Linked DNA regions of Homo sapiens: region 2 is linked to region 1. A link is a loop called in an ENCODE intact Hi-C map of the cell type or tissue named here. Cell type or tissue: A673. All regions are shown on one strand. Links, peaks and the distances in the headings refer to the core of each region. The heading gives the core; the rest is flanking DNA. Region 1 overlaps FSTL4 (follistatin like 4). Region 2 overlaps LOC105379182 (a long non-coding RNA gene).

Region 1 (2,804 bases), core at 117-2,616:
ATGCGCGGTTAACAGCTTTGCCACCTGGGGATGGCATTATCTCTGCCAGCCTCTAGCTGACTTGCTCTGGGTCTCCTGCTGGGAGACAAGACCAGGCTGGGACAGGCCATTCAAACAGCTTGAGAGCAGCTCTTAAGACAAACCTCGGACTTAGCTAAGGTACCTTTTTTTTTAGGTCACTTTGAAGAAATCTTAATGTTAAAAAGATTTACAAACTAAAAACTTTATAATAAAGTGTTGTCAAAAATCTGTAACAAAATCTACATCAAGTCCTTATGGTGTCTGGAACATAATAAATGTGCAATACATGTGAGCCCGTAGATCTTTTCTATCAATACTCACTTGAAATAGATTAATCCACAGTCTAATAGTTAGACCCAGTCTGATGCGCATAAGAAATGTTGCTATATCTTTTGTTTTGTTTTTACAGATTTTCTTTTGATTAGGTTATCTATTTGATGGGAAGGGAGGAAAGGCCTAGCATTTTCTGCACCCACTGTGCACCAGGAACCATGCTAAGTGCCTTACATTTCACTATGGCATGTGCTTCTCTCTATGGGCTTCAGGGAAAGGCTTATTCTCCCATTTTCCAGATGGGAGAATTAGACTCAAGATCTCAAGATCGTTAGACTCCAAAGCCAGTACTCTCTCCTTTACGTGGTATTTAGAAGTGAGCCCAGCTATGGGAATGCTGCCTAGTGACCACATGGTCACTGCCAGCTTCCCTGTCCAGACCAGCCTTCCCTTGGCCTGAGATGTGCCATAGTGCCTCTCAGAGGACACCATCACGTATTCCTGTAGTGCTTGAGTGTCACCAACCTGGAGACGCCGTGGGACAGCACAACCAGGGAAGTCGTAGAGAACCCAGGTGCCCCTGGACATTCTAAAGACCATCATCTGAGAGACTGCTCGGAAATGCAAAGCTCACAAAACATGTCATTTCCTGTCTCTAAGGTATTGAATACAAATATCATCTCCTTTTATCTCCCATCTCCAAAACAGTCCCCTCGGGTTGTGTCTCTCTCAAGTGCTCTGTAAACTTCCCAAATTGTCAGCCGGTCCCAGGAGATGCTTCCATCACACTGGGTGATCATCTCATGATAACTTCCGAACTGGCCTCCTGCACTGTTCACGGGTCTGGGTGGTTACCCGCGCAGCAGAATCACTCAGCAAACGCTTGGATGTGCACTGACTTTGAACGGCTAGAAAGTTCAGGGGCACCACCTGCCTCGGAGCTGCTGCATGACTCGGGTCTGAGGTGTCCCCTGAAATCTTGGGGACAGGCACTTCTTCTGCTGGCGTCAGACAGAATGTGGTCTCCCCACAGGGAGCCCAGTCCGATTCTGCAGAGCCCGGCTCGGCCCTGCTGGTCTGCGGGTGCCCTTTGCCCTCGTGCACACAGCGACACCTGGTGGTAAGCTGGTGAACCGCCGGGACCCCAGCGCTGTTCCTCAGCTCCATGCTGGGCTCCAGCTCACGTGCGCTGTGTGCACCGAGGGACTTGTCCTGGCACGTGCACACCCAGTCTTGTGCACCACCGAGTACTCCGTTGTGACAAAGTTATACTCAGTTATGTATGTCTTCTTCCTGCTCTGTGCAGAGAGCAGTCCCGTGGCCTCAGTCATGAGTCATTTGTCTGTACTCATTCTCAGAGGGGAAGAAAATGAGCTGTTTCTAACTACGTCTATCGTCACCACCCCGATCGCCATCCTTACTGCCATCAACCACCACCATCCCTGCCGTCACCACTACCATTGCCTCCACCACCGTTAGCCATCACCACCGCCTCACCGCCATCATCCCCACCACCCCTCGATGACCACAGCCACCTTTGTGCCTTTACTACTGTCACCCCATGCACTCTGTCGCTCCTGTAGCAGGGGCTAACTCCTCACATAGCAGCAGAATTGGGCAGCCCTGCCCGCTGAGGTTCCAGGAGGGAGGCTGAGGGCCTCTTCCACAGAGAGTGCTGTGAAAGGCTCTTGGAAGGAGGGCAGGAAGGACCCAAGAGAGCAAGGCAGAGGGAGGATGGGCCTTCTCCAGCTCCTAGCTGGCAGACAGGACAGCACGAGGTACCGCCTGGATGCATTTAGGACTGAAGTTTCTGCTGATGTCAACGAATGCTGGAAATGTCCCAAGACCCCAGTTCAGGACTGCGCCTCATCCAGGTGAGCAGTGCAGAGCAGTCAAAAGGGGCCAGGAAACAAGCCGCCCATTCATTCGTGCAGTCCAAGAACAAAGCCAGCGGGCCAGCTCCAACCTGTTGTGACAGAAATACCAGGGGATCTTTTCTTTTTCTTTCCATTTCCCCCAGGCAGCAACTGTACAAATGAAACTTCAAAACTAGAGCTCGGCCGTTCAGAGCCTGCACAGCACTGACCTGTTTCTTGTTCATTTAGCCTCATTCTCTCAGAAGACAGAAAGCCTCATTCATCAGAACAATCACTTCAGCCCAGAGGGGCTTGGGTGTTGTTTCTAAGACATTACAACTTGCAGCCATAAAGGAAAAATGAAATAAACGTGGCAAGAGTTTTGAAGTGGTCTGAATGACCCAATTAAACACATATTTTCAAGTCAAACACACCTTTCCTAATGTAGAGATAGAATTGTTAAATTTCACAAATTACCATGCTCGATAATTGTCTAAGAGTAATTTGTGTAGGATGACACTGTTTTCTATTTACTCTCATTCCCTAGGTGATGTCTTCTAGTCCCATGACTTTAAAATCTTCCATTTCTACATCTCCAGGGACACCTCCCTCCTTGATTTTCCCCACTTAGACACGTAATAGCCATCCCATTCT
Region 2 (2,804 bases), core at 206-2,705, 520 kb before region 1:
AAAACAATTGGGTCTGGAAAATACACTGTAGAGGAGGTTCTCTAAGTGGAAATCTGTGAATGCTGTGGCATTCTAAGTTTTCAGTTGGAAAGGGATTACTGAGTTGGGAAGCTGTATCCTGCCCTGGAAGCTAAGAAGGCAGAGGGAAGCCTGATCTGCTACCAACTGAGTGGCCATCAGAAATGGGAGCTGCAACCTTCCTGGGTGATGGTATAAGGCCTCTTTGCTCTCTCAGTAGAGCAAGTATGAATGCCAATCAATGAAGGGCACAGTGTTTTCCTCATCAGCCCTTCTGCATGAAACAAGGAAACCATTTGATAACACGCCAAGGCTCACCAGAGAGGGAGGGGACTGAGGCTTCAAAGTGATGTGTTAGATTCTTTGGGAATGTACCAGAAGGGTATAGCTTCCTGACTCAGTAATCCCATTCCAACCAGAAAACATAGCATGCCACAGAGTCCACAGATTCCAGTTAGGCCAGGGAGAAAGGGAGTCCATAATTACTTCTGATAAAAGATACATGAATAGCCGGGCACTGTGGCTCACGCCTGTTACCCCAGCACTTTGAGAAGCTGAGGCGGGTGGATCGCCTGAGGTCAGGAGTTCAAGACCAGCCTGGCCAACATGGTGAAACCCCATCTCTACTAAAAATACAAAAAATTAGTCAGGTGCGGTGGTGGGTGCCTATAATCCCAGCTACTTGGGAAGCTGAGGCTGGAGAATCGCTTTAACCCGGGAGGCGGAGGTTGCAGTGAGCAGAGATCGGGCCACTGCACTCCAGCCTGGGTGACGGAGTGTGACTCTGTCTCAAACAAACAAACAAACGAAAAGATACATGAATAAGTAGGGAAAATTCATGAAGGTGTGGCCAGTATTGGATAAATGTATCCAAAGCTTTCTGATGGACCAGATTTTAAGAAAAGGATTTTCCTGGTACATAAACTGCTCAGAGCCTCCAAGAGTTTGATTCTTTCCTTCCAGCTCTCCTGGCACAGCCAGAGGAGGGTTTTGTGTGATTGGCCCTTGAAACATTATTACAATCACTTTGTGGCCTCCTTCAGCTTATTTTTAATTACAAGGTCTATTGCATTTTTAAATTATTAACTCTGACAATTACTTATCTTGGCATTTTCTTATCTCGATGAAAATGAAAACAGCAAGGTCATGTTAGCTCACTTGAGGTTTCGGTCTGCTGCAGCTTAAATTGAGCTGAATAGATCAGCAAATGTTTGCAGTGCGGGGACCAGCTGAGGTTGCAGAGGGTCTGCTCAGGGAACACGGGCAGAAAGAACTTGGCAACACAGAGGCTAGTTCAAGGGCGTTTGGGGCCCAGGTGATCGGAGCCCGTCTGTGGAAGTGGGAGGTGCCCTTGTAGGTGATGATGGCCCATAAGCAGCTTCTTCCCCTCAAGAGCTCTGCGTACATCTCCCCTGGGATAGACAGCCAGAGGCAGAGCCCAGAAGGCGATAGCGACCCTCTGCCTCACAGTAACTTCTTTCTCTGATCTTCTGTGGTGGTCCTCACTCTATGACAACAACAGCAACTAAACGATAACAATAAGTGACTGTTACTGAGTGCTTACTGTGTGTCTAATACCTTGCCCACGACACTTGGCAAATATCCATGGATGCTGGGCACTGCAGGCCCTCATCGCCATGCTGCCTTCTGTCCAGCAGGGGGTAGTGTGACTACACCATAAAGGGGACCTCCTTCTTTACCTGGGTTCTCAGGAAAAAGCATCTTCGAGTTTCTGCTGGATGCTGGAAGGATGCTTCTGGCAGTAAGTCCAAATCTCCGACAGTGAGGGCAAAAGAAAGCATGATTATCGGCCAGGCGCGGTGGCTCACGCCTGTAATCTCAGCACTTTGGGAGGCTGAGGTGGGTGGATCACCTGAGGTCAGGAGTTCGAGACCAGCCTGACCAACATGGTGAAATCCTGTCTCTACTAAAAATACAAAAATTAGCCAGGTGTGGTGGAGCATGCCTGTAATCCCAGCTACTTGGGAGGCTAAGGCAGGAGAATTGGTTGAACCTGGGAGGCAGAGGTTGCAGTGAGCTGAGATCATACCACTGCACTCTAGCCTGGGCGACAGTGCAAGACTCCGTCTCAAAAAATAAATAAATAAATAAATAAATAAAAATAAATAAAATAAAAATAAATTAAGAAGAAAAGAAAGTACGATTGTCATAACTCCCCCAATCTCAGGGCACCTGCAGGTCCATTAGTCCCAACCTGAAGTCCTTTGTTGTTCAGTCCCCAGCTCCACTGACTCCTCCAAGGGCAAAGGGCAGGCATGAACTTGGAGAAATGGCTTCGGCCTCAGTGGACAATGCTGGTACCACGGTAGGGTCCTTGGCAACATGCCTCCTTAGAGATACACAGACGGTTCCTCAACCTGAGAGCCATTTGGTGGGAAGTACAGATGGGGTGCACCCATCCCCAGATGTGTTATATGCATTAGCTAATGGGCACTGCTGTTGAGAGACTGCTTGGCCATTTGGGGCAGCTGGCTCAGAAGGCACGTCCCTCGGATGTCTGCAGCTTCTCAGCCAGAAACCCGTGAAAAAGTTCCATCTTTCCCATAGGCTGGGAGCCAGTCACACCCTGGGTATAATGCCGAAGGAGAAGGGAGCAAGACTGCTGGTGGGACATGGTTGTCCCACAGCAAGACTGTTGGTGGGACAGGGCTCCGACTGCCCTGGCCCTCTGCAGAGCCTCCTGAGTAGGTAAGGTAGTGGCTGGCTCTCTGCTCTGGATGATTTCTGTTGACCCAGTTCTGGGAGTGGTTTCATGGCTTGGGGAA

Evidence for each region. A loop is a pair of places that touch in the nucleus more often than their neighbours do. Peaks named below come from ENCODE experiments on the same cell type or tissue, not always from the same donor. Only the 100,000 strongest peaks of a DNase experiment are listed, where the experiment ranks them.
Region 2: a loop joins it to region 1, with 12 times the contacts of the local background. A loop is called at or near these places in 47 of 110 quality-filtered maps.

What each region holds. Positions count from the first base shown.
Region 1 is chr5:133,422,597-133,425,400 of GRCh38, reverse strand. All of the region lies in intron 3 of FSTL4 (follistatin like 4), which reads left to right. Among named protein-coding and RNA genes, the nearest start is that of MIR1289-2, 3.7 kb to the left of the region's middle. RefSeq lists enhancers at 1,250-1,544, 1,635-1,684. In A673, for the core only: a CTCF peak has its summit at 1,413 (motif pointing left); a DNase peak (open chromatin) is centred at 1,430.
Region 2 is chr5:133,943,317-133,946,120 of GRCh38, reverse strand. All of the region lies in intron 3 of LOC105379182 (a long non-coding RNA gene), which reads left to right. Among named protein-coding and RNA genes, the nearest start is that of C5orf15, 24 kb to the left of the region's middle. In A673, for the core only: a CTCF peak has its summit at 1,645 (motif pointing right); a DNase peak (open chromatin) is centred at 1,680; H3K27ac peaks cover 352 bases.